2 separate regions of the Homo sapiens genome follow, and region 2 is linked to region 1. Evidence: chromatin loops called from intact Hi-C (ENCODE). Cell type or tissue: PC-9. All regions are shown on one strand. Each heading gives the region's core, and the rest is flanking DNA. Links, peaks and the distances in the headings are about the cores only.

What was found. A loop is a pair of places that touch in the nucleus more often than their neighbours do. Peaks named below come from ENCODE experiments on the same cell type or tissue, not always from the same donor. Only the 100,000 strongest peaks of a DNase experiment are listed, where the experiment ranks them.
Region 2: a loop joins it to region 1, with 1.8 times the contacts of the local background. A loop is called at or near these places in 6 of 110 quality-filtered maps.

What each region holds. Positions count from the first base shown.
Region 1 is chr11:63,510,728-63,525,151 of GRCh38, forward strand. LGALS12 (galectin 12) reads left to right here. Exons shown (of 9, transcript NM_033101.4): 6 at 352-378; 7 at 1,025-1,113; 8 at 4,836-4,986; 9 at 5,520-6,045. The coding sequence ends at 5,666. It also overlaps the pseudogene TMSB4XP5. Among named protein-coding and RNA genes, the nearest start is that of LGALS12, 12 kb to the left of the region's middle. RefSeq lists an enhancer at 1-137. In PC-9, for the core only: no CTCF peak of the experiment used is centred there; no DNase peak of the experiment used is centred there.
Region 2 is chr11:63,564,471-63,572,120 of GRCh38, forward strand. It overlaps a transcript of PLAAT2 not described here. Among named protein-coding and RNA genes, the nearest start is that of PLAAT2, 4.9 kb to the left of the region's middle. RefSeq lists a cis regulatory region at 2,715-3,242 and enhancers at 3,035-3,084, 3,095-3,184. In PC-9, for the core only: no CTCF peak of the experiment used is centred there; DNase peaks (open chromatin) are centred at 3,061 and 3,701; H3K4me3 peaks cover 1,088 bases; H3K27ac peaks cover 2,350 bases.

The sequences.
Region 1 (14,424 bases), core at 3,060-5,559:
CAAGACCCCGTATTCCTAGCAGGAGAGGCCTTAGTTGAAATGCTCATTTCTCAAACCACCTCTGCAAGGTGGCTGGGGTTGGTCTTGCGGGACAGAAGGGGAGATGAGGCCCATGTACTGCCCAAGGCCACACAGGGAGTGGATGACAAATCCTCCACCCCGTTCTTCCCTATTATTCCAGCGCTGGTGAACCTCTGAAGTCCAGAGGATCCCACTGGGGCTCCAATGACTCACCTACTGCTGTGAGAGAGACAAGCCCCAAATATTCCCAATTTGTTAGAATAACAAGAGTTTCCCTTTTCCTGAGCAAATACCACATGGCCTTGTGTCCTCTCTTTCTTTCCCTGACAGCCTTTCCTGCTGATGAGCCCCAGGCTGGTGAGTGAACCTCCCTCCTGCTCTGTCAGGGCTGGGGGCGCAGCCTGGGTGAGCAGCTAATGAGCTCAGCCTGGTAGGACATGCCCCCAGCCTCAGGATTTCCCCTTCCTTTATAGAAAACTGCAGGCTGTGGGTGGGCCAGGCAGCTTATGCCCCCAGCCGCATGATTTCCCCTTCCTTTATAGCAAGCTGCAGGCTGTGGGTGGGCTGGGCAGCTTCAGGCTGAAGCTCCAGCTTCATTTTACCTTTTCTCCACTTATTGTGAACATCATTACTTGATACTTCTCTGTGCCAGGCCCGGTGCCAGGCTCTAGGATAGAGGAACAAGCTGGTCCCAGCCGTCCAGTTGCTCACAGGCTGGTGGGGGACAGACCACTAGATGGCAATTACAGTTAAGGATGCAGTGAAGGGAGAAGGACATGGTGGTCGGGACACAGAGAGGCCAAGCTCAGCCTGGACAGGCCGGGGAAAGTGTTCGGCAATAACAGAGTACAGGAGGCCAGGTGCTTAACAAATAAGCAGCGTGTCCTGGCGGCAGGCCTGGGCAGAACATGCCTGCCCCAGTGCTCCCCTGGCCCCCGGGGATGGGCGGTCCTCCCCAGTCCCCCTGGAAGTCAACTTCTCAATACCTCCCTTGTTCCTTCAGGAGGTGCCCTGCTCACATGCTCTTCCCCAGGGTCTCTCGCCTGGGCAGGTCATCATAGTACGGGGACTGGTCTTGCAAGAGCCGAAGCAGTAAGTATCCAGCATCTAAGTGGAGGGGAGGGAGCAGCCTCTCTGTGACAGTCACATGCTATAAAACATCATCTCTTTTAATCTCCTAGCACCACCATTTAATCCCCATTTTACAGATGAGGAAACAGAGGAGCAGAAAGGAGAAGTGGCCCAATTTGGCAGAGCTTATGAAGGTCAGGCTGGGACTGGGACCGACAGCCCCACTGCTGGGAGCATCATTCCTGCTGGTACATCTAGTCAGGCCTAGCCTCTTGTCCCAGGTCCTAGGAAAGGGGCCCCAGGAAAGGCCCTTCGTAGGTGCAGGCTGAGGCCCAGAGCAAACATGTAGCTTCCTATGGTAACACAATGTGTGGTTCAAAAGATACAGCCAGACTGCCCCAGAGAAGAGGGCTGGTATTTGGAAGCCAGGACTTGGAGGGACCCAGTGACTAAGTGGACATTACCAAACTTCTCCTACATGGTGCTTTCAAACCCAGACCTGTGGCTCCAATCCAGTTAGACAGGAGCCACTGGCCGGCCTGCCTTGAGGAAACGCATTAGAGTTTATGACTTCTCTGGGCCAGAATGCCTGGGTTGGCATGTGCTCAGGACACCTACTTGTGCAACCTTAGGACAGATACTTTTCCTCTCTGTGCCTCTGTTTTCCTCTCTGTAAGAAGGGGATGATAGGCCGGGCGCGGTGGCTCACACCTATAATCCCAGCACTTTGGGAGGCCGAGGCGGGTGGATCACGAGGTCAGGAGTTGGAGACCAGCCTGACCAACATGGTGAAATCCTGACTCTACTGAAAATAGAAAAATTAGCCGGGCATGGTGGCGCATGCCTGTAATCCCAGCTACTCAGGAGGCTGAGGCAGGAGAATCGCTTATACCCGGGAGGCAGAGGTTGCAGTGATCCGAGATCGCGCCACTGCACTCCAGCCTGGGCAATAGAGCAAGACTCCATCTCAAAAAAAAAAAAAAAAGATAGAGGGGGTTGATAATAATGCCGACTTTAGGGGTGGTACTTAGAATAGTGCCTGGTACATGGTAAGTGTCCACAAATGTGGGTACTACTGCAATCATCTCAGTGGAGGTAGGGGAGGGCAGAGTAAGGAAAGCACCCTATGTTCTCCTTGCTTAATTTTGTTTTTATTTTTAAGTCACTGACCTCACTAAACCCTTGCCCTGCACACTGCCGATCATGCCTGTGAATTCTGGGACAGGCATGAAGCCCAGCACTCGATGGCCTCGGCCTCCAAAGACAGGCATGACTGAGTTGGATTCCTGGTTTTGTCTCTTATAAACAGTGCGGTCGTGGGCCAGTCACTAAACCTCTCTGAGTCTGAGTTTCCCTACCGGAAAAAGGTGAATGATAATTCCAACCTGCTAGGGAAAATGAAAAGTGCTCAGTGATGGAACACTTCTTCCCACAAAACTTGGAGGCATGAGACCGGGTTCATATTGTAGCTCAAAGTCACAAGGTTACTAGTGACATAGTCAGCAAGTAACTGCTGTTTCCCAAGGGCCATGAATGCATGTGTCCTCAGAGGCCAGACAGGTCTCATAAATAGTGAGGAAACCAGTTGGGAAGGTGGTAAAGGGGAAGGAGTATCTCCATACACCCAGTCATGCCAGATCTTCTGACTATTTTTAAAGCAAAAATAGAAGCCATCTTTTATATAAACTCTCTCAATTTTTGAATATTATATTAAAGTTGAAGAATACTATGGACCAGACAAAACATTCCTATACACCAGTTCAGCCGAGATCCACCAACATGAAGATTTAGCACAGCACCTGGTATTTAGCGAGGCTGCAACCAATGCAGCTGCTGCTATTTTGTGAAAGCAACTGATGGCTTGAATGGGGCAGAGAGAGTAAGAGATGGAGGGCACAGGATTCATCTGCAGTGAAAATCTATCCCTCCTTCTTCACCTCATCCCTTCCCTCCTCGTTATTGAGTGGGAGTGTATGACTGCAGCCTCAAAGAGCTTCAACAGAGCTTCACTGGGCATCTGGTGATTTGTGATTATTCAGTGATCTAGTGGGCATCTAGTGATTCATGATTATCCAGTGATCTGGCGGGCTGAGCTGCATGAAGGTGAGGTAGGGAGACACTGAGGCCTCCTCACCAGGAGTTCGCAGGCCAGAGGAAGACACAGTGTTGTCTGGCAGGACGGGGTAGGGGGAGCCATAGTGGGGCTGGAGGCTCCACGCAGTCCACTCTCCAGGGTTCCTGCCTTCCAAGCTTCTTCCCAACATTGGGCCCTGGCCACCTCCTTCCCAAAGTTGGAAACTTACGGGGCCTCCTCCTGTAAGGATCTACCAATAGCCCTTGAAAGGCCTGTCCAGGGCGGCCTTTTCCCCTACCTTACCTGCCTCTGCATCCCATCAGGATGCCGCGCCTTCTCCAGCATAGCTCTTCAAGAAGGAAACTTGGGAAGTTCCCAAGACATAAAAATAATCTGGGCCGGGCGCGGTGGCTCAAGCCTGTAATCCCAGCACTTTGGGAGGCCAAGGTGGGCAGATCACAAGGTCAAGAGATCGAGACCACCCTGGCCAACATAGTGAAACCCCATCTCTACTAAAAATACAAAAATTAGCTGGGCGGTGCGGGCATGCGCCTGTAGTCCCAGCTACTCCGGAGGCTGAGGCAGGAGAACTGCTTGAACCTGGGAGGAAGAGGTTGCAGTGAGCCGAGATCGTGCCACTGCACTCCAGCTTGGTGACAGAGCAAGACTCTGTCTCAAAAAAATAAAATAAAATAAAGAAAAATAATATAATCCGGTTGCCCTATTTGAGAGGCAGGTGCCAGATCCCCCCACCCCCAAATCTAGAGTCATGAATCCTAGTTCACATCCTAACCTAAGGCCCTACCACTATTACTAGTAACAGAGAAGTCATTTAACTTCTTGTCCTCATCACTTAAATGGGCTGACAAACCTCACAGCACAGAATTTGTGAGGATTAAGGAAAGGCAAACTAGCTTCTGTAAAACACCTACTGTGTGCTAGGAATTGCTAGTTTTCACATACATTATCTCCTTTGTTCCTTTTTTTTTTTGGCTCTATGAGGTAGAGATTGTATTATATAGCAATATTTTTAAACAATAGGTATCATCTGAATGCTTATTACGTTCCAGGTGCTATTCTAAATAAGCATTTTTTTATGTATTCATTTAATTCTTACAACAATGCCACAGGCAGGTACAGGGCAGTTATGTTATCGTCACATTACAGATGAGGAAACTGAGGCACAGAGAGATTAAGAGTCTTGCCCAAGGTCACAGGACTAGAAAGTAGCAGAGCCAGGGTTGAATCGGGACTGCCTGACTCTAACCACTATGCTGTTTGGAAAACATTTAAGATAATACCTGGCACTTAGTTAGCATTCAATAAATGTTAGCTGTAGCTATCATCATCATAATCATCCCCATTTTCAGGAGGAGAAACTGAAGCTCAGGCTAGGCAATTTTCACACACTTCCCTCCCACCCCCATCCTCCTGTAGTCATAGATGGCAACCCTGGAGGTCAATCTCAAGTTCATCTAGAACTCGTGTTCTTTCCACTGTTCTGAGCATTCAGCCATGAGGCTGTCATAGGCCCTCAGTGCTTGTTTCTGGAGGCTGAAGCAGCTCAACCTTCCATCCACTCCCTGACCTCCATCCTTCCCCTGGGGGCTGAGCAGCGGCCTATGGGCAATGGGCGCTGATTCCTTCTCCTTCCTCCTGCTTCCTGCAGTTTTACTGTGAGCCTGAGGGACCAGGCTGCCCATGCTCCTGTGACACTCAGGGCCTCCTTCGCAGACAGAACTCTGGCCTGGATCTCCCGCTGGGGGCAGAAGAAACTGATCTCAGCCCCCTTCCTCTTTTACCCCCAGAGATTCTTTGAGGTAGGTCAGAGCCAAATGATTACATCCCTTCAGGCTGGAGCACAGAGCTGAAGTCCCATAATGACCTGGGAGATGCTGGGGCAGGTGTGCAGGACAGATGTTATGGGGTGGGAGGCCAGAGCCAGCAGAGCACAGCGAATGTCTGTACAGCAGTCCTCAACGCTCCACTCTGATGCCAGGGATCCCATGGCCAGAAACTCAATTGATGCAGGTGGGGGGGGGCCCAGGCATCAGCTTTATTAAAAAGCTCCCCTAATGATTCCGACGTGCAGAACCACTCCTCTACAGGAAGCAGCCCCAGTTACAGGTGGTGAAACTGAGGCCCAAGGCTGGGAAGATCCTTGTCAAAGACCACAGTGGGCTGGTGACAAGCCGGGCCCCTTATCCTGTTCTTTTCCAGCACTGTACTGGGTGCCCCCTGGGTCCAGTCTTCGTGTCCTATGAGAGGAGGAGGGTCTCACTGGAGAGAGCGTCAGGCAGACAAGGGAAAGTCTGGCTGGAAGCTGCAACCCCCTCATGTCCTCCTTTCCCAGGTGCTGCTCCTGTTCCAGGAGGGAGGGCTGAAGCTGGCGCTCAATGGGCAGGGGCTGGGGGCCACCAGCATGAACCAGCAGGCCCTGGAGCAGCTGCGGGAGCTCCGGATCAGTGGAAGTGTCCAGCTCTACTGTGTCCACTCCTGAGGATGGTTCCAGGGAAATACCGCCAGAAAACAAGAAGGTCAGCCCACTCCCAGGGCCCCACTCTCCTCCCCTCATTAAACCATCCACCTGACACCAGCACATCAGGCCTGGTTCACCTCTGGGGTCACGAGACTGAGTCTACAGGAGCTTTGGGCCTGAGGGAAGGCACAAGAGTGCAAAGGTTCCTCGAACTCTGCACCTTCCTCCACCAGGAGCCTGGGATATGGCTCCATCTGCCTTCAGGGCCTGGACTGCACTCACAGAGGCAAGTGTTGTAGACTAACAAAGATACTCCAAAATACAATGGCTTAAAGAATGTGGTCATTTATTCTTTATTATTTATTTATTTGTGGTCAAATAAATAAATAAGGTTATTTATTTATTTCGTTCTCATCTAGCAATTCTAGAGACAATGGTCCAGCTTAGCAGGGCAGCTCTGCTCCCTGGAGACATTCAGGGTCTGTCCTAGCCATTGTTCCACCACCCCCAGGGCATCATCATTGTCTCTGTGGCCCAAGCTCAGCTGCCACCCTATCTTGGCCTCACCCACTGAGAAGGCTAGTAGTGGCAGTGGACAAGACCCACCTGATATCATAAGCCCCAGACATGGGTCCGACACACACCAGCTACAGTCACATTTCATCTGCAGGCACTCAGTCTCGGTCACACTACCTGCAAGGGAGGCTGGAAATGTTCTTCAGTGGGACACATAAGACCAGCCACATGAAATAGAGTAGTCATAAAATAACAGAATAGTTTTATTCTATTACTATAAAAAACAGGGAGAATGGATTTTGGTGGATAGCCACAGTCTCTGAGACAAGTAGATGCTGTTAATATCCTCATTTTATAACATAAGAAACTGACGCACAGAAAGGCTAATTTGCCAAGATCACACAGTGAGTAAGTCATGGGATTAGAACCCAGGGATTCTGTCTGCAGAGTTTGCGGCTCTTAACCATAAACCATTATCTAGAGTACACAGGCACACTAGAGCTTCCAGATAAAGATGGACATCGGAGCTGGAGGCTTGAGAGGAATCAAAGAACCTTGCAAGTCGAAAAGTACAGACAAGACAAACGAAGGACCACCACCAAGGAAAGAGCAAGATTAAATGAGAAATAATTTAAGAATTATATATAACTGTATATAATATATACCATATATACATATATATAGCATAGTATACATTATACAGTAATATATGTGCCATGGTCTGAATGTTTGTGTCCTCCCAACTAAAATTTATATGTTGAAATCCTAGCACCCAAGGAAATGGTGTTTGGAGGTGGGGACTTTGGAGGGTGATTAGGTCATGAAGGTGGAGCCTTCATGAATGGGATTAGTGCCCTTATAAAAGAGACTCCAGGCCGGGCGAGGTGGCTCACGCCTGTAATCCCAGCACTTTGGGAGGCCAAGGCAGGCAGATCACCTGAAGTCAGGAGTTCGACACCAGCCTGGCCAACATGGCAAAACCCCGTTTCTACTAAAAACACAAAAATTAGCTGCGCATGGTGGCACACGCCCGTAATCCCAGCTACTCAGGAGGCTGAGGCAGGAGAATCGCTTGAACCCGGGAGGCAGAGATTGCATTGAGCCAACATCATACCACTGCACTCCAGCCTGTGTGACAGAGCCAGACTCTGTCTCAAAAAAAAAATATATATATATAAATAAAATAAAAGAGACTCCAGAGAGCTCCCTCACCCCTACCACCATGTGAGATTACAGCAAGAAAACAGGCGTTTATGAAATGGGAAGCAGGCCTTCACCAGAAACAAAATCTGCCAGTGCTTTGCTCTTGAATTTTCCAGCCTCCAGAACTGTCAACAATAAATTTGTTGTTTATAAGTTACCCAGTCTAACACATTTTAAAGCTGGACCTCTACCATTCACCATGTACAAAAGTTAACACAAGATGGATTAAAGATTTAAAGTAAGACCTTGAACTATAAGAATCCTAGAAGAAAACCTAGGAAACACCATTCTGGACCCTGATCTTGGAAAAGAATTTGTGACTAAGTCCTCAGAAGCAATGGCAACAAAAACAAAAATTGGCAAGTGGGACCTAATTAAAGAGCTTCTGGGCAGCAAAAGAAACTATCCACAGAATAAACAGACACCACACAGAATGAGAGAAAAATAGTATATTCACAAAGTGTACATCCCACAAAGGTCTAATATCCTGAATCTATAAGGAGCTTAACAAGAAAAAACCCCATCCAAAAGTGGACAAAAGGCATGATAGACAGGTCTCAAAAGAAGACATACAAGTGGCCAATAAACACATGAAAAAATGCTCATCATCACTAATCGTCAGAGAAATGCAACTCAAAACCACAAGAGGATATCATCTCATACCAGTCAGGATGTTTATTATTAAAAGGTCAAAAACAGCAGATGCTGGTGAGCCTGCAGAGAAAAGAAAATGCTTATGCACTGTTGGTGGGAATGTACATTAGTTCAGTCACTGTGAGAAGCACTTTGGAGATTTCTCAAAGAACTTAAAACAGAACTACCATTTGATCCAGCAATCCCATTACTGGGTATACATCCAAAAGAAAATCATTCTACCAAAAAGACACTTGGACTTGCATTTTTTTTTTTTTTTTGAGACGGTGTCTTGCTCTGTCACCCAGGCTGGAGTGCAGTGGCACGATCTTGGCTCACTGCAAGCTCCACCTCCCAGGTTCACGCCATTCTCCTGCCTCAGCCTCCCGAGTAGCTGGGACTACAGGCATCCACCACCATGCCCGGCTAATTTTTTGTATTTTTTTTTTTTTAGTAGAACAGGGTTTCACCATGTTAGCCAGGATGGTCTTGATCTCCTGACCTCGTGATCCGCCCACCTCGGCCTCCCAAAGTGCTGGGATTACAGGCGTGAGCCACCATGCCCAGCCGGACTTGTATGTTAATTGCAGCACTATTCACAATAGCAAAGACATGGAATCAACCTAGGTGCCTGTCAACAGAGGATTGGATGAAGAAAATGTGGTGCATATACACCATGGATTACTACACAGTCATAAAAAAGAATGAAACTATGTCCTTTGCAGCAACATAGATGCAGCTGGAGGCCATTATCCTTAGTGAATTAACAGAAGAACAGAAAACCAAATACCATATATTCTCACTTATAAGTAGGAGCTAAACATTGGGTGGTCATGGACAAAGAGATGGCAATAGACTCTGGGGACTACTAGACTGGAGGGAGAAAAGAAGGAAGGAATGGGAGAAAGGGTTGAAAAACCATTGGGTATTATGCTCACTACCTGAGTGACGGGATAATTCACACCCCAAACCTCAGCTTTACACAATATACAAACCTGCACAGGTACTCTCTGAATCTAAAATAAAAGTTGAAATTATTTTTTAAAAGAAGATAAACCTCAATTTCCACAAATGTTTTATAGGATATTTTTATTAAAATGTATTCTGTGTATAGATTTTTAGGGGCACAGAGGAGCTTGCATCTCTACATTGCTTCTTCCCAATCATATATACAGTATATCCCTCAATTTATTTTGGTCATCCTTTATTTCCTTCTGTCACTGGGAAACCAAGTTCTTTCCTTACTTTGTATTGATAGCCAAGAAAGAATATCCAATTGGAAAAAAAGGCAAGCAGATTTTATTGCTGGTCAGGAACGGAGGAGTGAGCTCTTTTTCTAAAGAACCCCTTCCGAAGGTGATGGAATCCAGGGAACTTTAAGGAATTAGATGTGGGGCGGGGAGGTATGTATGTAAGCATGTACAGGGAGGAACTCCAGATGTGCAGTTACAGATCATAAACATGCTTCTTCATATGAGGTATGTTCAGAAAATGGCAGCAATTTTCTTCTAGGGGTGGGGATTTGATATGGTTTGGCTATGTCCCCACCCAAATCTCATCTTGAATTCCCATGTGTTGTGGGAGGGACGCAGTGGGAGGTAATTGAATCATGGGGGCAAGCCTTTCCCAGGCTGTTCTCGTGATAATGAATAAGTCTCCTGAGATCTGATGGTTTTAAAAAGAGGAGTCCCCCCCTTTTTTTAAAAAAGTTTTTAAACTTCTATTTGCATATTTTTGAAAATTTTGCATTCCAATACTTAAAATCATTTGAACAAAAAAAAAATGGCACTCTGATTAAACAGTATTACAGGCTGCATGACACCTTGGGCCAGCTTGGTTTTACTCTAGATTTCATTGTTGTCCCACCCCACTTTTTCCACCCCACTTCTTCCTTCACCAACATGCACGTTCTTTCCTTTTCTGCCAGCCAGAAAGTCAGATGGGAGTGGCAGGCTTGGCCTTCATTGTCAGTAGTTCTTTGGTGTGAAAGGGGCAGCAGAGTCATTTAAACTTGATCCAACCTCTATGCATCTTACAAAGTTAAACAGCTAAAATAAGTAAAATAAGAAAGCAATGCTTGTGGAATGTACAGTGCATATTGGCAGCACATGCCTCATTACGATTCACCAGCTTGCTTCTCCTGTTCAATCATTTCTTTGGAAGGCAGTGGATTTTTCTCTTGCACTTCTGTCTTCTTCAGTTTCGACTTATCTCTTTGCCTCTGCCATCCATGTAAGATGTGACTTGTTCCTCTTTGCCTTCCACCATGATTGTGAGGCTTCCCCAGCCATGTGGAACTATTAGTCCAATTAAACCTCTTTATTTTGTAAATTGCCTAGTCTCAGATATGTCTTTATCAGCTGCGTGGCCTAATACAGGACTTTAGCATTATAATGATACGTTAATGATCTGAAGGTAACAAGGCATCACCAGCTCAGTTTGCTGGGGTCTTGCTCTGACCTTATCTTCCTCTAGTAATTGCCAAAGAGTCCTGAGGCTCCAGCAGCCTCCTGGGCCATCTGAAGTTCTCTTAAGCAAACATACCTGTAGGTAAAATGATTTAAAAACCTGTTTAAGGAAGAACAATGAGCTTTCTTAGTTATCTACTGTTTAAGAAAATAACAAGCTTTCTCAGCTATGTCTCCAGGGTTGCTCTGGTAACATAAGATGTGTGTGTTTGTTTTTACTGGGGCATCGCACAACTTTTGTTAGATTTATACTTAGGCACTTTATAGCTTTGTGTGTGATTTGTAAATGCTATCTTTTTAAAAAATTGTACTTACTTGATACTGGTACAAAAATGCACCTGATTTATGTATATTAATCTCGTTCCTAGCAAACTTGCTAAAATTATATATATTTTATTAGTTCAAATAGACAATCTTGCCCTGGCACAGTGGCTTACACCTGTAATCCCAGCGCTTGGGGAGGCCGAGGCAGGTGGATCGCTTGAGGTCAGGAGTTTGAAACCAGCCTTGCCAACATGGCGAAACTCCGTCTCTACTAAAAATACAAAAAATTAGCTGGGCATGGTGGCACATGCCTGTAATCCTGCCTACTCAGGAAGCTGAGGCACAAAAATCTGTTGAACCCAGGAGGCAGAGGTTGCAGTGAGCCGAGATCACACCACTGCACTCCAGGCTGGGGGACAGAGCAAGACTCTGTCTCAATAAATAAACAAACAAACAGATAGGTAATCTTACCACTTGCAAAAAATAATGATTTCTGATTTCTTCCTTTCCAATCTCCCTCTCCCTCTCTGTCTCTCACTCTTCCCCCCACTCCCAACCACATTCCCTCGCTTCCTTCCTCTCTCCCTCATGCTTCCTTTATTATATGACATTGGCCAAGAATTCTTGCACACTGTTGAGTAGCAGTGTGGTTAGCAGGCATCCTTGACCTGTTCCTGACCACAGGGAAATGCAATTAAGATTTCACTATTAAATATGATGATTATCATAGGTTGGGAATAGATACTATTTTTAGGGTAAAGAGATTTTCATTTTTTCTTAGTTTGTTAAGATACACTTTCATTTTTTTCATGAGTGAGTGTCAAGTCTGTCTTCTGCGTTTACTGATATGATCATATTTTTTCTAATCTGTTAATGAGGTAAATTACATTAATAGGCTTTCTAATTTCATGCTATAAGTATCTTTAAATTCCTTAAATTCCTGGAGTAAATGAATTTTTAATGAATACATTGCTGCATTTCATTTACTGATACTACTGTTCTTGCATTAAGTTCATAAATTAGCTTATAATTTTACTTATCCATCCATCAATACTATCATAGCCTTAGATTCTGGATTGTCTCTTTTCTGTGCAAGGTCATCAATTGTTTATATGTACTCTAGGTCTTTAATCCATAGATTCCATCTTCCTTTCTTTTTTTCTTACATTTTATTGTTGGGGATAAAACTGATAACTTTTCCTTATAGAGCTTCTCAGAGTCTGAATTCTGCTGGTTAATCCCTAGGGCATTGTTTAAAATACTCCACTGTCTCCTGTACTTCTTTTCATCTAGAGTTTTGATCAGATTCAGTTTCAATTTTTCAGCAAGAAAACCAAAACTACTATCTTATTCCCTAAATGTTTCTTTTTTAATTTAATTTAATTTTATTTATATATATTTTCTTGAGAGAGTCTCAACTCTGTCACCCAGGCTGGAATGCAGTGGCGCAATCTCAGCTCACTGCAGCCTCCACCTCCCAGGTTCAAGTGATTCTTATGCCTCAGCCTCCTGAGTAGCTGGAATTACAGGTGTGCTCCACCACTCCTGGCTAATTTTTGTATTTTTAGTAGAGATGAGGTATCGCTATGTTAGCCAGGCTGGTCTCAAACTCCTGACCTCAAGTGATCCACCTGCCTCAGGCTCCCACAGTGCTAAGATTCCAGTCATGAGCCACCATGCCCAGCTAAATATTTCTTTTTTTATAGCCTCCTGTTCTTGTTTCCTGAATATATTTTCTCTTCTCTCTTCCATGATATAAATTATAGGGAGCCGAAGACCCGTGGGATGTGACCAACTCAGCATTCCACTGGAGGCTATATGATCAAACAGCAAACTGTTTATCATAAATGCAGGATGTGAGCAAACTCACGACTGCTCCTGCCGACACAATGTTTGCTGAGGGCAATCGCTTCCTGGCACCAAGTTCCTTGAGGTTATCTACTGGGAGATCTAGGGAATGCAGTCTTGCAAGCCTACTCTGACCCCTTTTTCCACCCCCCTTTTCACTATCTCTTTTGCCTAATAAATATGGAGGGCTGTGTAAAGCTCAGCGCCCTTGTCCACTAGAGGCAAGTTGCCCCCGACCCCTTCTTCCTAATATACTCTTTTGTCTCTTGTCTTTTATTCCACGTTCGACCCCCCCACCCTTTCTTCAGTCCCCCTAGGTCCATACGGTTTACATAGTGGCACCCCGAACAGCAACAGAATCGGGTGCTCAACAATAAATGATGCTTTTGTAAATTTTCTTCTGCTTGCCATATTTTCTTTGTTTTCTTGAAGCTTATTTGTTAGTTATTTGTGTATTTTGCTGTCTATCTTTCAAATTAGAGGATTTCCTCAAATGCCTGGCAATCCTTAGTTGTTTGTGTTTTTGTTGTTTTTGTTTGTTTGTTTGAGATGGAGTCTCGCTCTGTCACTCAGGCTAGAGTGCAGTGGCATGATCTCAGCTCACTGCAACCTCTGCCTCCTGGGTTCAAGCAATTCTCCTGCTTCAGCCTCCTGGGTAGCTGGGAATACAGGCACATGCCATCAAGCCAGGCTAATTTTTGTATTTTTGCAAGAGATGGGTTTTCACCATGTTGCCCAGGCTGGTCTTGAACTCCTGACCTCAGGTGATCTGCCTGCCTCAGCCTCCCAAAGTGCTGGGATTACAGGTGTGAGCCACTGCACCCAGCCAAGTGGTTTGTTTATATTCAAGAGTGAGGCACTAAAATGCTAATTGGAAGCTTTGTGTACATGGGTTGGGCTTATTGACTTATATGACTCCTCACAGTGAAACAGGTCAATGGTCAATGGTCTCATTGTCTGAAGTGTTATCTGAGTTCATTGTCTCATGACCAAGAAAATTAAGGAGCATGGCTCCAAAGGGTGAGGTTGAAGTAAAAGTTTAATAAGCGAAAGAAGAAAGCTCTCCATAGTGAAGAGGGGAGCCAGAGTGGGTTGCCATTTTACAGTTGAATGCAAAAGCTCTTATAAGAAACTCCTCTCATTTCTCATGTCACCTGGCACATTTGGACCATGCAAGAGGGCTTACAAAAAAAATCAAACTTAATTGATGTAGAACAAATTCCATCCCATACAGAATATAGGTCTATAGTTTTTAATTTTCACAAAGAAAAGATAACCAGCTCATCAGAACATACTATTGGTACTGGTTTAGCAAAGGTTCATACTTCTAAGGTCAAGGCTGATATTGAAACAAAAAGATGTGTTCTTACCTGGAGAAGCCACATGAGCCACAAGGGCCATGTGTACTACATGGGTACAAGGAGGAGCTGGTACCATTCCTTCTGAAACTATTCCAATCAATAGAAAAAGAGGAAATCCTCCCTAATTCATTTTATGAGGCCAGCATCATCCTGATACCAAAGCCTGGCCAAGAAACAACAAAAAGAAAATTTTAGACCAATATCCCTGATGGACATCGATGCAAAAATCCTCAATAAAATACTGGCAAACCAAATCCAGCAACACATCAAAAAGCTTATCCACCATGATCAAGTGGGCTTCATCCCTGGGATGCAAGGCTGGTTCAACATATGCAAATCAATAAATGTAATCCAGCATATAAACAGAACCAAAGACAAAAACCACATGATTATCTCAATAGATGCAGAAGAGGCCTTTGACAAAATTCAACAACCTTCATGCTAAAAATTCTCAATAAATTAGGTATTGATGGGACGTATCTCAAA
Region 2 (7,650 bases), core at 1,773-4,272, 52 kb after region 1:
AACAAAGAGCTTTAGTGTGGGGATGCAGATGGACTGGAGCCAGAACTGGAAAACTCTTTGGGAGCCACAGCAGTTCTGCATGACCAGCTACTCCCTCAGCTCACGTGGTCATGTGGTCTTGCTCCCATGGAGACGGCCTCTCTCAGCACCTCCACTCCATTCTCCTCTGAGTTGCAGTGGGACAATCTTCAAAGTATTCCTTCTGGAGGGAGACAGTAGGGTTGGCTTGGCTAATTATCTCCTGCCCCATTGTCCAGAGACCTCTGGGCCGGTCCCACTCAGGCTTGCTGATCATCTTTTTAGGGGCTGACCTCCAGTCCAGCAATCTCAGTTCTTCCTATGCCTGCCCTCCCCTTGCAACCACATCACACCCCTGTTTCCTGGGGCAGGAGGACTTCCACGTGCTGTCTGCTGAAAGGATCTCAGGTGGGTTGGCACAATGACCAACCAGACCATGCAGGGCGGAGTTGGGGAGGAACATCACTGTACTCATGCTGGGGCTTGTGGCTTTTCACCGAATCCAAGCTGTTCAGAGTGTCAGGAAATTATGTCCAGGAGCTATAGGAAAGGAGAGTCTGCAAATCAAGGGCCAGTGGAATGAGAATTCTGCTGTCTCCCTACTGTTCATGCTGAGCAGGAAAGGTGACAAAGTTCTACTGACAGAGAACAGGGTAGGGCAGGCCACACCCAGCCTGCTGGTAAGCTCTAGGCCTACAGCCTGGAATACTTACATTTTTGTTCACATGCACGCTCTCTATGTTTGTTTAATTGTATAAAAGGCTATAAAAGGAAAGATAAGCCTCCATTCTCCCCACCTCCAGCCTCCAGCCTCCAGCAACCCAGTTCCCCTTTCTAGAGGCAATGTTATCTTTCTATGTACATGCCAGGAATATCTTGGGCTACATATAATTTTAATGGGCTTTGGCCGGGCACAGTGGCTGATGCCTGTAATCCCAGCACTTTTGGAGGCCAAGGTGGGTGAATCACTTGGGTCAGAAGTTCGAGACCAGCCTAGCCAACATGGCAAAACCCCGTCTCTACTAAAAATACAAAAATTAGCTGGGCTTGGTGGCGCACGCCTGTAGTCCAGCTGCTCGGGAAGCTGAGGCAGGAGAATCTATTGAACCTGGGATGCAGAGGTTGCAGTGAGCCAAGATCACGCCACTGCCCTCCAGCCTGGGTTACAGAGTGAGACTATGTCTCAGAAATAAATAAATAAATAAATAAAGGATTTTATTAAATCTTATATCCATATAGAAGAATAATTGCAACATAAGTATAAAACACTAGAAATAATAACAAAACAGGTACCAATAAACCTAGTTGAAGAAATAGAAAATAACCAATTTCTTAAATAAGCCCTGTGTCCCACAAAAACCTGTCCACAGATGTTCATAGCAGCCGTGGTGGTTAATTTGTTGTGTCAATCCGACAGGGCCATGGGGTGCCCAGATGCTGTGTGATGTCTGGGCATGTCTGTTGAGGTGCTTCCAGATGAGATCAGCATTTGAATTGGTGGAATGGGTGAAGCAGATGACCCTCCCTTATGTGAGTGGGGAGCATCAATCTGTTGAGGGCTTGATTAGAACAAAGCTAGAGGAATGAGAAATTCGTCCCCTTTTCGTCTGCCTCACTACTTGTGTTGAGATAGCTCACCTCATCTTCTGCCCTCATACTGGGATTTACTCTATCGGCTCCCTGGATTCCCAGGTCTTTTGACGCAGACGGAATGATACCACTGCCTTTCCTGAGTCTCCAGGGTCTCTAGCCTGCAAACAGCAGATGGTGGGACTTCTCAGCCTCTGTGATTGCTGCAGCAGCTAATTTTTTGTAAGAAATCTTGATGGGGCCGGGCATGGTGGCTCACGCCTGTAATCCCAGCACTTTGGGAGGCCGAGGCGGGCGGATCACGAGGTCAGGAGATTGAGACCATCCTGGCTAACTCGGTGAAACCCCGTCTCTACTAAAAAATACAAAAAAAAACAATTAGCTGGGCGTGGTGGTGGGCACCTGTAGTCCCACCTACTCCGGAAGCTGAGGCAGGAGAACTGCATGAACCCGGGAGGCGGGGCTTGAAGTGAGCCAAGATGGCGCCACTGCACTCCAGCAGAGGTGACAGAGCGAGACTCCATCTCAAAAAAAAAAAAAAAAGAAATCTTGATGGATAGATAACCTCCCATTGGTTCTGTTTCTCTGAAGAACCCTGACTAATACTCAGCATTATTCATAATTGCCAAAAGGTGACACCCAAGTGTTCATCAACTGACGAATAAATGACGAAATGTGGTATATTCGTATGATGTGATATTATTCAGCCATAAAAAGGAAGTACTGATACATGCTAAAATATAGAGGAAGCTTGAAAACATGATAAGTGAAAGAAGCTGGTCACAAAAGCCATATAGTATATGATTCCATTTATTTGAACTGTCAAGAATGGGAAAACACACAGAGACATAAAGCAAATTCATGATTGTAATGATTATTTAGGGATGGAAGGGCTAGGGGATTCAGGTTGTGTTTCTTTTTAGGTGATGAGAAGGTTTTAAAGTTGATTGTGGTAATAGTTTCATGACTGTGAACATGCTAAAGGGCATCGAATTATATACTTTAGTAAGTGAACTATATGGTACTGAGGCAGGATAGATAGTCAAGGAGATGACCACGTCCTTGGGACATGGCAACCACACTGTCAACAGCACAATGAGCCCTGTAACCATGTTCATTGGGACATAGCAACCGCACCAACAACACAACAAACCTCAGCACTCACATTGTAATCAAGCTCATCCAAGCAGAACTACCTTCACTGGGGACTTTCCCCTGTAGAGAGCATGTGCATTTTCACTTTGCTTGTCCTCAGAATGACCCTTTGCTCATTATAATAGTAAAAAACACACCCCTGGGTAGAGATTTAAGACGGCAATGAGACATGCAATGTATGAACAAGCATGTACAGCAACTGCTCATGTGCACCCAGAGGACCACCCAGAACATGATTACTAGGAACACACCTCTTCCCACCCACTATGAATAATCACATAAGACTCTCATAAAGGGAGTTCCCTCAGAGCCAGTCTTTGCTGACTCACTCTTGATCAGCCCACTCTGACTTATCTTTCAGAGTGTACCTTTCAGAGTGTATCTTTCAGAGTTTTATCTTTGCACTAAATTACTTTCAGCTGTTTCTTTTTACACTCAGCTTTCAGAGTGTTCTTTCTCTTTTGCAATACATTGCTTTCTGTTGTTCCTCTATGGTTGTGTCTCTTGTTAAAATTATTTTAACCAAGAAGACAAGAACAGAGGTCTCACAATCACCGTCAACAGTATGTAAATTATACCTCAGTGAAGCTATTACCAAAAAAATTAACCCTGTGTTCCTCTTCCTCCTAATGCAGTTGTAGCCACTCTCCTGAATTTTGTCTCTATTGTCCTATTGATTTTTAAATTTTTTTATAAACACATCCCTTAATAATATATAAATGTAATCCTTAACAATATACATTTAGTTTATAATTTTTAAAGTTTGTAAAAGTAGAATCAAACATCAAGCATTCCATAACAATATTTTTGGTTCAATATTAGGTTTCATACCCATGTTGATTGGCCATAGCTATTCATTCATTTGCATGGTACTCCCATGTGGCAAATGGGAATGTGCCACAGTTTACTTATCCTGACTCCTGTCAACAATCACTGGAGGTTGTATATAGTCCATTCTCACACTGCTATGAAGAAATACCCAAGACTGGGTAATTTATAAAGGAAAGAGGTTTAATTGACCCACACTTCCACATTGCTGGGGGGCCTCAGGAAACTTACAGTCATGACAGAAGGCAAAGGAGAAGCAGGCACCTTCTTCACAGGGCAGCAGGATGGAGTGAGTGCAAGCAGGGGAAATGCCAGATTCTTATAAAACCACCAGATTGGCCGGGTGCGGTGGCTCACGCCTGTAATCCCAGCACTTTGGGAGGCCGAGGCAGGCGGATCACGAGGTCAAGAGATCAAGACCATCCTGACCCACATAGTGAAACCCCATCTCTACTAAAAATACAAAAATTAGCTGGGTTTGGTGGTGCAAGTCTGTAGTCCCAGCTACTCAGGAGGCTGAGTCATCAGAATCGCTTGAACCCGGGAGGCGGAGGTTGCAGTGAGCCAAGATCGCACCACTGCACTCTAGCCTGGTGACAGGGCAAGACTCCATCTCAAAAATAAATAAATAAATAAATAAAAATAAGATCTCACAAGATTCACGTACCATCATTAGAACAGCATGGGGGAACCACCCCCACGATCCCATTACCTCCACCTGGTCCTGCCTTTGACACGTGGGAATTACAATTCAAGATGAGATTTTGGGTGGGGACCACCGCCAAACCATATTAGGGGTGTTCCCAGTGTGTCACCATTACTGAACAGGTTACTGTTAATACTCTCCATAGTATGTTTTGATAAACAGATGTTCTTATCTAATGTAATGAAATTTATCTCTTTGTACCTTACTTTTTGTCTTTATTTTTTGTGCTTATGAACTACAGTAAGGTCATAAAGATGTTCTCCTGTATTTGCTTCTAAAAATTGACATTTGGCCAGGCACGGTGGCTCACACCTGTAATCCCAGCACTTTGGGAGGCTGAGGTGGGTGGATCACCTGAGGTCAGGAGTTCAAGACCAGCCTGGCCAACATGGTGAAACCCATCTCTACTAAAAAATACAAAAATTAGCCAGGCGTGGTGGTGCACGCCTGTAATCCCAGCTACTCAGGAGGCTGAGACACAAGAATTGCTTGAACCCAGGGGGCAGAGGTTGCAGTGAGCCAAGATCATGCCACTGCACTCCAGCCTGGGCAACAGAGCGAGACTCTGTCTCAAAAATAAAATAAAAATAAAAATTGACATCTGTCCTTCACATGTAAGTCTGAAATTCTCCCCAAACTGACTTTTTCTGTGCAGTGCAAAGTCCATGTGGTTATATGTGAATACCATTTACTAGTTAGGGATCAACAAACTATAGCCTACAGGCAAATGCAGGCCTTCATCTGTTTTTGTTTTGTTTGTAATAGACACTGGGTGTCACTATGTTGCCCAGTTCAAATAATCCTCCTGCCTCTGCCTCCCAAAGTGCTGGGATTATAGGTGTGAACCACCATGCCTGGTCTCCTTTGCCCGTTTTTGTACAGCCCAGTAGCTAATAATGGTTTCTGCATTTTAAATGGCTGAGAAAAACAAAAAGAAAGCTAATAACTCATGACCCATGAAAATTATATGAAATTTAAATCTCAATGCACATAAAGTTTTATTAGAACATATCCATGATCATTTGTTCACGTACAGTATTGTCTATAGCTGCTCTTACAATACCACAGCAGAGGTGACTAACTACAACAGACACTGTGAACACCACGTAAGGCTGTCTAGCCCTTACCAAAAAAGTTTGCCAATCCCTCAATAGTTCATCCTTTCCCCCCATGATCTGCAGTACTGTCTCTGTTGTAAATTAGAGTTTCATTTATTTGTGGGTCTGTTTTGGAAATTTGGCTCAATCCATTGGCCAATTTAACTATCTCTACACCAAAAATACACTATCTTGATCACAATAATAATTTATAATAAGCCTTAATAATAACACAAGTCTCCCTGCCTGATGTTCCTTCTTTGTTAATGAAATAGCTAACCCTGCCTCTTTACTTTTCCAAATACATTTCAGAATCTGGCTTCCAATTCCAGGAAAGACCTTGTTGGGATTTGGTTTGGAATCACATTGAATCCATAGGTGAGTTTTGAAAGAAACTGACATACTTATGCCATTGAGGCTTCCTATCCATTAATGATATATCTCTCTCCATTTATGAGGTCTTCTTTAATGTCCTTCAATATTTTCTCCATAGAGGTCTCACTCATTTGTTACCATAATCCTTGGTAAAACTCACCTACACGACCATCCAGGCACACCATTTCTTTGTAGAAAAAGTGTTAACTACTGATTTATCCTTTAATGAGCAAAGGACTGCTTAGATTTTTAAATATTTTCTTGGTTCAATTTTGATGACATTTTTCTTGGAATATATCAATTCCATCAAAATTTTCCAATTTTTTATAATTATTTATCAATATTTGTTTTTGCTGGTTTAATCTCTGCAGCATCTATAGTTGTGGTCTCTTTTTTACTCCTAAATCATTTGCTGTGCCTTCTCTCTTTTATATGCTTGTTTTTCTTCATTTATTTTTGCTCATATCTTTGTATTGTCTTCCCCTTTTTCTGTCTTCTTAAATTGGATAATTAACTCCTTAACTTGCACCTCTCCTTCCTTTCTTTCTTTTTCTCTTCTTCTTTTGCTTTCTTTCTCTTTTTCTTTTCTTTTCTCCAGGCTAGTATTGAATTCCTAGCCTCAAGCGATCCTCCCACCTCAGCCTTGCAAAGTGCTGGGATTACAGGCATAAGCCACCATGCCAAGTCACCTTTTCCTTTCTTAATGTAAGGATTTATGCTACAAAATTTTTTCTAAGCACCCCTTTAGCTGCATGGTCCAAATATTGGTATCTAGTATTTTTGTTATCATTCAGCTCTAAATATTATCTAACTCCCATTAGTTTTCTTTTTTTGACTCATAATGTATCTAGCAGTATATTCTAAAATTCCTGAAAGTATAGGGTTTTTCTGGTTATCTCTCGCTATTGATTCCTGAATTAATTGCTTTACGGTTAAAGAAGATTATTTCTACGTTACTAATCTAAAATTTGTTGGCTTGCTTTAAGACTCTCATAAATATTCCATGTGTGCAGTTGAAAAGAATCTGTATTTCACAATTATATTATATATGGTCATTAAGTAAGCTTGTTGGTAAATTTTCTATGTCTTTATAGACTTCTATGTTTCCTTCATTCATCAGTTCCTTAGAAAGGTGTATTTAGATCTCCCACTATGATGATGTTTGTCCTCTCCAAACTTCATGTTGAAACTTAATCCCAAATGTGGCAGTATTGAAAGATGGGTCTTTTGGCAGGGTGTGGCGGCTCATGCCTGTAATCCCAACACTTTGGGAGGCCGAGGCAGGCAGATCACCTGAGGTCAAGAGTTCAAGATTAGCCTGGCCAACTTGGTGAAACCCCATCTCTACTAAAAATAGAAAAATTAGCCAAGCATGGTGGCACACACCCATAATCCCAGCTACTCAGGAGGCTGAGGCAGGAGAATTGCTTGAACCCAGGAGGCAGAGGTTGCAGTAAGCCGAGATCCCACCACTACACTCCAGCCGGGGTGACAGAGTGAGACTCTATCTCAAAAAAAAAAGGAAGAAAGGAAAGGAAGGAGAGGAGAGGAGAGAAGAAAAGAGGAGAGGGGAGGGGAAAAGAAAAGAAAGAAAGAGAGAGCAAAAGAAAGAAAGAGAGAAAGAAAGGAAGAAACAAAGAAAGGAAAAGAAAGAAAGAAAGAAAGAGAAAGAAAGGAAGGAAGAAACAAAGAAAGGAAAAGAAAGAAAGAAAAAGAAAGAAAGGAGGAGGAAGGGAGGGAGGGAGGGGAAGGAAGAAAGAGAAAGAGAGAAAGAAAGATAGAAGAAAGACAGAGAGAGGAAGGAAGGAAGGAGGGAGGGAGAGAAGGAGGGAGGGGAAGGAAGGAAGGAAGAGAGAAAGAGAGAAAGAAAGGAAGAAACGA